Linked DNA regions of Homo sapiens: regions 1 and 3 are each linked to region 2. The links are chromatin contacts, found by Hi-C or POLR2A ChIA-PET in ENCODE. All regions are on one chromosome and are shown on one strand. Each heading gives the region's core, a stretch centred on a gene start or an enhancer-like site at or near the end of the contact. The rest is flanking DNA. Distances are from core to core; before and after follow the strand shown. Region 1 overlaps LOC101928911 (a long non-coding RNA gene). Region 2 has its middle 330 kb from the start of CNR1. Region 3 overlaps LOC101928911 (a long non-coding RNA gene).

Region 1 (2,700 bases), core at 37-2,536, 700 kb after region 2:
CAGCAGAGCTATATGGAGATGCAAATATTTTCACCAAATATTATTGAAAACATTTCTCATGTGGTCCATTTTTAATTATAGAAAGCATAAATACATATTTAAATGTGTTGTAGGATATTTCACAAAATGTTAACATGACCCTGGGCAAGGAAAAATCATGGGTGATATATTTTTCATCAATAGTCTGTATTTTATGTATTTTTTCCCAAAAATGGACATGCATTTTAACTGTATAAAAAATTCAAGGCCGGGCACAGTGGCTCATGACTGTAATCCCAGCACTTTGGGAGGCTGAGGGGGGTGGATCACCTGAGGTCAGGACTTCGAGACCAGCCTGGCCAACATGGTGAAACCCCATCTCTACCAAAAATACAAAATTAGCCGGACATGGTGGTGCGTGCCTGTAAACCCAGCTACTCAGGAGGCTGAGGGAGAAGAATCATTTGGACCCAGGAGGTGGAGGTTGCAGTGAGTCGAGATCATGCCATTGCACTCCAGCCTGGGCAAAAAGCGAATCTCCACTTTAAAAAAATAATAATAAATATAAATAAATACATACATACATACACATCTTTAAATGGAAGAAAAAGTAAAATCGGGGCAGAGTGGGGGTGTGACAGGGAAGGGGTGTATGGAGGAGGGATGTGTTCTGGGAGCTAGAGATGCTCTATTCTTGATCAGAATGATAGTCATCAGGGTGTTCCCTTCATTCTGCTGTACATTTATTCTCTAATCTTTTCAGTCACTCTACCATATTTCACAACTTTTAAAAAGGGGAGGGGGTTAAAAAAAGAAAAGTCTGAGAATTTTAACACAAGCTAGGGGAAACTGTAGTTTCAAAGAAAAAAAAAAAAAAGGAAGAAGAAGAAAAGCCTGTTCAGTTGCTGCAATGCCTAATAAAGCTGCAAATACAGCCCAAACCCACAGGCTGTCAGATTCACAAAGTGTGAATGTAATGTAGGCAGGGGAGATGAAGCATTGAGTTATGTTTCTCACTCACACACACACACACACACACACACACACACATGAAAATCTGTCCTTCTGGCCGCCCACCCTTCACCTAATCAGCACCAGTCTAGGCTGCTCAGTGGTGTGTATTCTCACCAAGGTGCTGCCCAGAAGATCCACCTTGCTCAGGGAAGCGTAGTTGGTCCTGTTCCCTTTCACTTTTGCTGGTGCCAGAAATCCTGACAGAAGCAACAGTCTCTATGGTGCCAGAAGAGGAGGCTGTAGCGCTGCCTGGAGACAAACCCTTGCAGAATATATGCTTCCAATTGGAACATGTTGCTTTTAGAGCCTCAGGGCCCTGCAAGGGCAGGATGTGCCGCTCTGATTCCCAGTGTGTGACAGCAGGGGATTCCTCCCAGTTATTCTCAGAGTCAGGCTGTGGTTTGTACTTTCTTTTTTTTTTAGAGACGGAGTCTCGCTCTGTTGCCCAGGCTGGAGTGGTGCAGTGGTGCGATCTCGGCTCACTGCAACCTCCGCCTCCCGGTTTCAAGTAATTCTCCTGCCTCAGCCTCCTGAGTAGCTGGGACTACAGGCACACGCCGCCATGCCCGGCTAGTTTCTCTTGTCTTTTAGTAGAGAGGGGGTTTCACCATGTTGCTCAGGCTGGTCTCAAAACCCTGAGCTCAGGCAATCCGCCCACCTCGGCCTCCCAAAGTGCTAGGATTAGAGGTGTGAGCCACTGCACCCGGCCGGTTTGTACTTTCTATCAGATCATTCAACTAAACTTTGTGACACCGCAGATAAAACAAAGCAGATTAATGTCGCTGATCCAAAGAGCCAGGTTCTGCTGCACTTGGACCCAATGGGACCCGAAGAGGCTTCGGCTCTCCAGCAAAGATTGGGGGAGCCAGGTTTGTCCTCACCCGTAGTTCAGGGATGGTGTTGGGTAATTTTGATAAAGTACCCCTTCCTCATAGAAGCAAAAACTCCTTTCTGTTATTTTTTCTTTTAACTTCCAAATTAAAGACACCAACATGTTGTAACAAACAACATAGAACATCCTTTAATCCAGTAAGGGGCACTGCCAACCATGAAGAAGGTCAGTTCACAAGCAGACACATAGGGCATAGACATGGCCTTCCCGTTGCAATCTTGGTTCCACCTCTCATGGTACCTCACGCTCTCTGTCTTGTGTTGTAACTATCTGTGCACTTACCATTGACTTTATCTCCTCCATTACTGGGCTGCAGGCTCCCAGAGGACATAATCCGTGTACAATGGATTTACCTTTGTTTCCTCCCTGCCTGGCATAATGCCTTGTAGTCAGTAGCTCCTCCAAATGTTTGTAGAGAAGAAGAAAGGGAATTAGCATGCCTTAATCTCTAAGCTGTACCAGTTACTATACATATGCTTAATGTATATGATCATATTTAACTCGTAAAACCAGCCTCCAAGGTGTTATTATTACCATTTTATAGAAATGGTAAAGAAACGGAGGCTCAAAAAAGTTAGATGCCTGCTTAAGATCACTGAGCCAGTTAGAGTGAGAGATGGACTTGAGTCTAGAACTGTCCCTCTGCCAAATTCCTGCTCTTATTTCTTCATTAACGAGTGAATGAATGGGGGTTAATGATACCTGTGCGATGAGTCATCCCCAGACCCCCAGGTGCTACTAACACTGCTTCCCAACCCTCGCCTGGGGTTGGCAGGGCTTTTTTAATTCACTGGATAGTCCCTAACAGGGCTGGC
Region 2 (2,806 bases), core at 271-2,770:
TGACCACCAGTGATGCTGAGCATCTTTTAATATGTTTATCGGCTATTTGCATTTTCTCTTCTGTGAGTTGCTTGTTCATATCCCCTGCCTGTTTTTTCCTCCTGGATTTTTGGGTTGTTTTCTATCAATTTGTAGGGACTTTTTTTGTGTACAGTCAGTGTTCTGTATCCTCGGGTTCCACATCTGCAGATGCAACCAACCATGATTAGAAAGTATTCCAAAAACTAAAAAAGAAAAAAATGACAAGACAAGAATAAAAAAAATCTAAATAAAAAACAATAGAGTATAACAACTATTTACACAGCATTTACATTATATTAGGTATTAGAAGTAATCAACAGATGATTTAAAGTATACAAGAGGATGTATGTAGGTTATATGCAAATACTATGCTATTTTATAGAAGGGACTTCAGCAATCCTTGGGAACCTGGAACTAATCCCCCACAGATACTGAGGGAGAATATATTAGCAATATTAAAGTTTTATTTGTAATGAATATTTTTCCAATCTCTTATTTGTTTCTGTACTTTGTTTATAACTTTTCCTAAATGAATTTGAATTTTTTTGCTGTCAAATATATCTTTTCATGTATGGTTTCTGAGCTTCCTGGCTTTATTAAAGAGTTCTTCTCCACTCTTTCTGTAAAGGGCCAAATAGTAAGTATGTCAGGTTTTATGGACCATGTCGTCTCTGTCCCACCTATTCACTTCTACCATTATAGCTTGAAAGCCACCAGAGACAAAAGAAATGAATGAGGCTGTGTTTCAAGAAAACCTTACTTATAAAAGCAAGTGGTGGGCTGGGCGTGGTGGCTCATGCCTGTAATTCCAGCATTTTGGGAGGCCAAGGCAGGTGGATTACTTGAGGTCAGAAGTTGAGAGCAGCCTGGCCAACATGGTGAAACTCCTTCTCTACTAAAAATACAAAAATTAGCTGAGTGTGGTGGCACGTGCCTGTAATCCCAGCTATTCAGCAGGCTGAGGCAGGAGAATAACTTAAACCCAGGAGGCAGAGGTTACAGTGAGCTGAGACCACACCACTGCACTCCAGCCTGGGCAACAGAGCAAAACTCCGTCTCAAAAAAAAGCAAGCGGTGTCCTGCTGGTTGTAGTTTGTTGACCCTTGTGTTGAAGTGAAAGTCAAATGATGAAATCCTTTGTTCAAATCCTCTGAAGTTTCTCTATCTCACTTAGATGAGTACAAGCCAAAATTATACCCCATTTCACCCTCACTACCTCTCTGACTTCATCTTCTACAGCTCTCCCCTTGGTCAATCTGCTTTAACTGCCATAGCCTCTCTTTGTTCCTTGTACCCACCAGACAAACCCCAAGCCAGGCTCTCTCTCTCTCTTTGCACTTATTTTTCCCACTGCTTAGGATGCTCTTTCCCCAGATATTTGGGTAAATATTTTCCTTATTTTCTTCTGGATTTAGCTCAAATTTCAGCATATCAGGATGTCCTTCCCCAGCCACCTATTTAAAATTTAACCCCCTGTTCTGCCACATACTTTCTGTTCCTCTTTCCTGTTTTTTTCTTTTTAACTCCCCACTAATACTGTATAGTTTACTTACTTATAATGTTGATCATTTCCTCTCTTAAAATATAAGTTTCACAGGGGCAAGAATTTTCATCTGTTTTGTGTCCTCAGCACTTAGAAGAGTGTTTGGCATATAGTAATTTTTGTTGAATAATTGAATATACATAATAGAGAGGGAGAACTGAAGATACATATATATATAGAGAGAGGGAGAGAGAGAGAAGCAGGGGGTGATATCAGGAGGAAGGTCCTTGAGAATGAGAGATAACCAGCTTTTAGGGGAGCAGGGACACTTCTTCATTGGAGTAAGAGATAAAAGGGGTGCCTGGGCAGTTTCGTCTATACCAGGGCTTCTCAGCCTTGGCACTATTGACATTCTGGGCTAGATAGTCCTTTGTAGTTGGGGGCTGTCTGTTGTAGGATATTTAGCAGCATGCCTGGCTAAGATATCCCAGTAGTAGCCACCTCCTCCAGTTGTGACAATCAAAAATGTCTCTAGACATTGCTGGATGTCCCCTGGGGAGAACAATTTCCCTTGGTTGAGAACCACTGGTTTCTTTATTTAGACTGTGAAGGGGGACTTTTTAGTGATGACTCTTATTCCCTCAATTACGTATAAGATGCGGTCTTCAGATGAGAGTTTGGGGGGAAGGAGTAAGAGGTTTGAAGAAAGAGAAGCTATGTAGTGGTGGCCTCAGAGTGGGAAAAGGCAATGGTGAATAAGAAATAGGCTTGCCTCCTTCCTGGCCCTGAGGAACATGAAGTGGGGTGAAAAATAGCCTCTTTGTCAGAGGGCTGCAGGGGAGGCATGCTTGGTGGACAACCATTCAGAAATTAGGTTTCTGATCACAGACTAAGAGTTTTACAGAGCTCAGGGAAAACATTGGGGAGGGAGGGGTGTTGGATGGGATTAGGCTTGTTCAGTATAGTGTGGGGGCTGAGAGATCCATATAACTGCTAATGGGAAGCCTTGGGTTTCTGAAGGGGACTGATATACAGTAGGCTGGGACTAGTCCTGAGAGCCTGATGGAAGGTTGGGAAGCTATCAGATCAGTGTCATAGTCCTGAGTACTTTACTTGAATGTGCAGTAAGCCTCCTGGAGGAGAGGTGGCCAGCCCTTCCATGCTTTCATTACTAATGAGGATGGAATTATTGTTTCTGTTTCCATTTCAAATCGGTCACTGCTAGTCTAGGGAAAAGCTTCACAGTTTTGTATATTTATCTTATCTTTAGCCTCTTTGCCAAATTCTCTTATTAATTCTAAT
Region 3 (2,700 bases), core at 12-2,511, 590 kb after region 2:
TTGGGTCTTCTTCACCTCACTGTCTGGCCCTCTCTTCGAATACTGAAATGTTTTCCCAATGTCTTCCCTCCTGATTTCTAGGTTGGATCATAAACCTTGCCCTTAGCCCACCCACTCCTGTTTCCTCCTCTACTGCTCTGTTCTCTCCCGTCCATCCCTGAGGGGCTCATTACCCAAGCACCATTTACAATGACAAAGCAAATGCACTGCATTTAGATTGATTTTTGTCTTAGTCAAACTGGGGTACATTTGTAATACAGAAAAGGATTGGTGTGTTTCATCACAAGGAATTAAAGCTATTATCTCACAAATCTGATTGATGTGAGCAGCCAAAACAAATATGTTGAGTAATTTCTTCCCTTACTAACTAGTTCTTTGCTTGAATCTTCCAGTTAATAGTTACGCCTGGCAAATTCTCAAATGGTATATATTATATTCATCCCAGCACTTGCGTTCTGTTTTGGATATGATTTTGAAAGAAGACATCTTAGAGAGTAAATTCTTGAGGAAAGGACATAAATAGATAAATACCAGATATAAATAGATAAACATGAATAAAAATGCATATTTCAGAAACATTGTAAAAAATAACAATAATAATAATAATATAATGGCTGTAATTTTTCAAACATCCTCAGACCACAAAGGTAATGCAGAGGGAAAATAGGCGTATTTGTTTTCCTCTTGCCTTATGGCTGAAAGAGCAAAGCATGCATGATTTTTATGACCTGGCTAGTGATGTGTCCCTTCAGGGAGCTATTAACTCTATCCTTGTAGATGGTGCCTGATCCCCTTCAAAATTAGAAATTGCTTAAAACCAGAAAAAAAAAAAGCATTTCATTCCTAAATAGGCCATTAGTGATATTGGATAGTTTGTTATGCTGTAATGCAATATTGAAATTCCTAGAGGCAATGGATTTTCAGTAGTGAATTAAAAAGACCAAACTAAACCAAGTATTTGAGGAATGAGTGAAAAGAATCTTGGGTAGCTAACTATTTTATAGGTTGTGTGTCAGCAAGTGACCTTTTGAAAATAAAATTATTAACTCTCCCCAGAGAACTAAATGCAAATTGAGCCCAGCTGGATTGTGTGGTAGGTATGAAAACATATCTATTTTGATGCAGGGGAGCAGGGGGTGGACATATATGTCACGAAATGTCAGAATAATGACCATCACCCTCAACAGAAAGTAAGTGGACTAAAAATAGCAACATACAGTTTTGGTTCTTAAAAATTATCAGCAAAGATGCAAAGGGTAATGACAGCAGATGTGTACAGCAGGGTTTTAACCTGAGTATGTGCCTGGACATGCTGTGCTGCCTCACTGCACAGCTAATACAACCTTTGACAACCTTTTCCCAGGAATGCAGAAGTCCAAGAATAATGCACATAAACTAAATAGCATCATTTCGTAGCATAAGTTAAAGGGAAGCTAATTTACTGGCTGCATGTTACAATAGATAAAATGAATTTCATTGTCTCCATGCCTGTACCTATCATCAGGCTTAATGTAAATACCCCTTTGAAGGACTATAGCTATCAGACGTGACATTAGAGTGATTCACAAACAGCTCTAATTACATAAGTACAAAACTATATTGTACTTACAGGCTTGCAGATACTAACTAATTTCTCATCATTTGCATCCAAAAACCCTGGTAAATTCCCTTTTCCTGAATATAGTATCTAAATTTTAAATGTGTAGGAAAAGTCACTATTCTACTAAGTGTATCTTTCAATAGATACTTAATTTCCTTTCTGAAGTTACTGTAATTATTTCAGGAATTGAGCCTTTTTGTCCTAGAATTTTTGTTCTCATCAGGATAGACAAGCTCTCCAAGGACACGCTGATATTTCTCCTGGCTAACCTCTGGGGACATTATCAATGCATGGTACAGTAAGTTAATATTTCACCAAAGGTTAAAAAAAATAGAAGAATACAATTTGAGGAGAGGGGATTGTTAAGAATCATATTCAGGTTAAAATATTACATTCATAGGAACTTTAAAAATTTTAAATCAATATAGATGATTTCAACACAGTATATAAATCAAAGCCCTCCTATTTATTCCCTGGCCTGATTGATAGGGTTTCTCTATTAAAATTGCCCATTCCATCCCAAATATGGATAATATATAATTTGAAGTTGAAATCAGGTCCCTTGAGTTTCTTGAGATTGGATAAATGTCTGCAAACATCAACAAACAGGCCTTAAAGTAAGGCAGTAATCTATAAACCATCCTGATGACTTGTCAATAGGAGGAGGGAGACAGGATGAGACTGTAAACTCAGCAACCTCTTCCTGACCTTAACCCTCCCCCAACCTCTGAAAAGTAATGAGGACTGTTCCTTGAGCCTTTGTTTGAGGAAGCTGAGAATAAGAATTGTGAGCTCCTGTATTCCCACAGAGACTTAAAGTATCCACAACCCCTTCAGTTCAAAATTGCTTTATATTTGGTGACCTGAGGTTCAAGTAGATAAGTTTTGCTACATTCAAGAATGCAGAAATAATTCACCCTGTCACTGCACTGAGCAAGACAACCAACCAGGGCTGGTGTGGCCCAGGAAAGGTCTAGGGAAACAGGGAACCGAGGATGTATTTCAAGGGGGCAGGTGGACTGGGGAACAGGAACTGTTTGAATAATTTTCAGAGACTCTGAGATTTTAGCTGCCACCAAAATGAGAAAAAAAGCACCAGA

Evidence for each region. A loop is a pair of places that touch in the nucleus more often than their neighbours do. ChIA-PET counts read pairs that join two places held with the same protein, here RNA polymerase II (POLR2A). Pooled maps may share reads with other maps.
Region 1: a pooled map shows a loop between it and region 2 (4-fold over the local background). The contact joins two enhancer-like sites. A Hi-C loop is called at or near these places in 2 of 37 single-sample maps with no recorded cell type and 4 of 50 pooled maps. POLR2A ChIA-PET finds 5 or more read pairs at or near these places in 1 of 52 experiments (GM12878).
Region 3: a loop to region 2 is called in a pooled map, with 8 times the contacts of the local background. The contact joins two enhancer-like sites. A Hi-C loop is called at or near these places in 2 of 37 single-sample maps with no recorded cell type and 4 of 50 pooled maps.

The regions. Positions count from the first base shown.
Region 1 is chr6:87,795,238-87,797,937 of GRCh38, reverse strand. All of the region lies in intron 2 of LOC101928911 (a long non-coding RNA gene), which reads right to left. Among named protein-coding and RNA genes, the nearest start is that of AKIRIN2, 94 kb to the right of the region's middle. RefSeq lists enhancers at 1,012-1,111, 1,066-1,565, 1,566-2,067. Within about 2 kb of position 1,286, at least 5 of the 41 ENCODE cell types and tissues checked have a DNase peak (open chromatin) inside an H3K27ac peak, as active enhancers do; they include GM12878, where a contact is called at or near this core.
Region 2 is chr6:88,493,210-88,496,015 of GRCh38, reverse strand. No RefSeq gene overlaps it. Among named protein-coding and RNA genes, the nearest start is that of CNR1, 330 kb to the right of the region's middle. Within about 2 kb of position 1,520, at least 2 of the 41 ENCODE cell types and tissues checked have a DNase peak (open chromatin) inside an H3K27ac peak, as active enhancers do; they include GM12878, where a contact is called at or near this core.
Region 3 is chr6:87,903,857-87,906,556 of GRCh38, reverse strand. All of the region lies in intron 2 of LOC101928911 (a long non-coding RNA gene), which reads right to left. Among named protein-coding and RNA genes, the nearest start is that of SPACA1, 140 kb to the left of the region's middle. RefSeq lists an enhancer at 1,104-1,353. Within about 2 kb of position 1,261, at least 2 of the 41 ENCODE cell types and tissues checked have a DNase peak (open chromatin) inside an H3K27ac peak, as active enhancers do.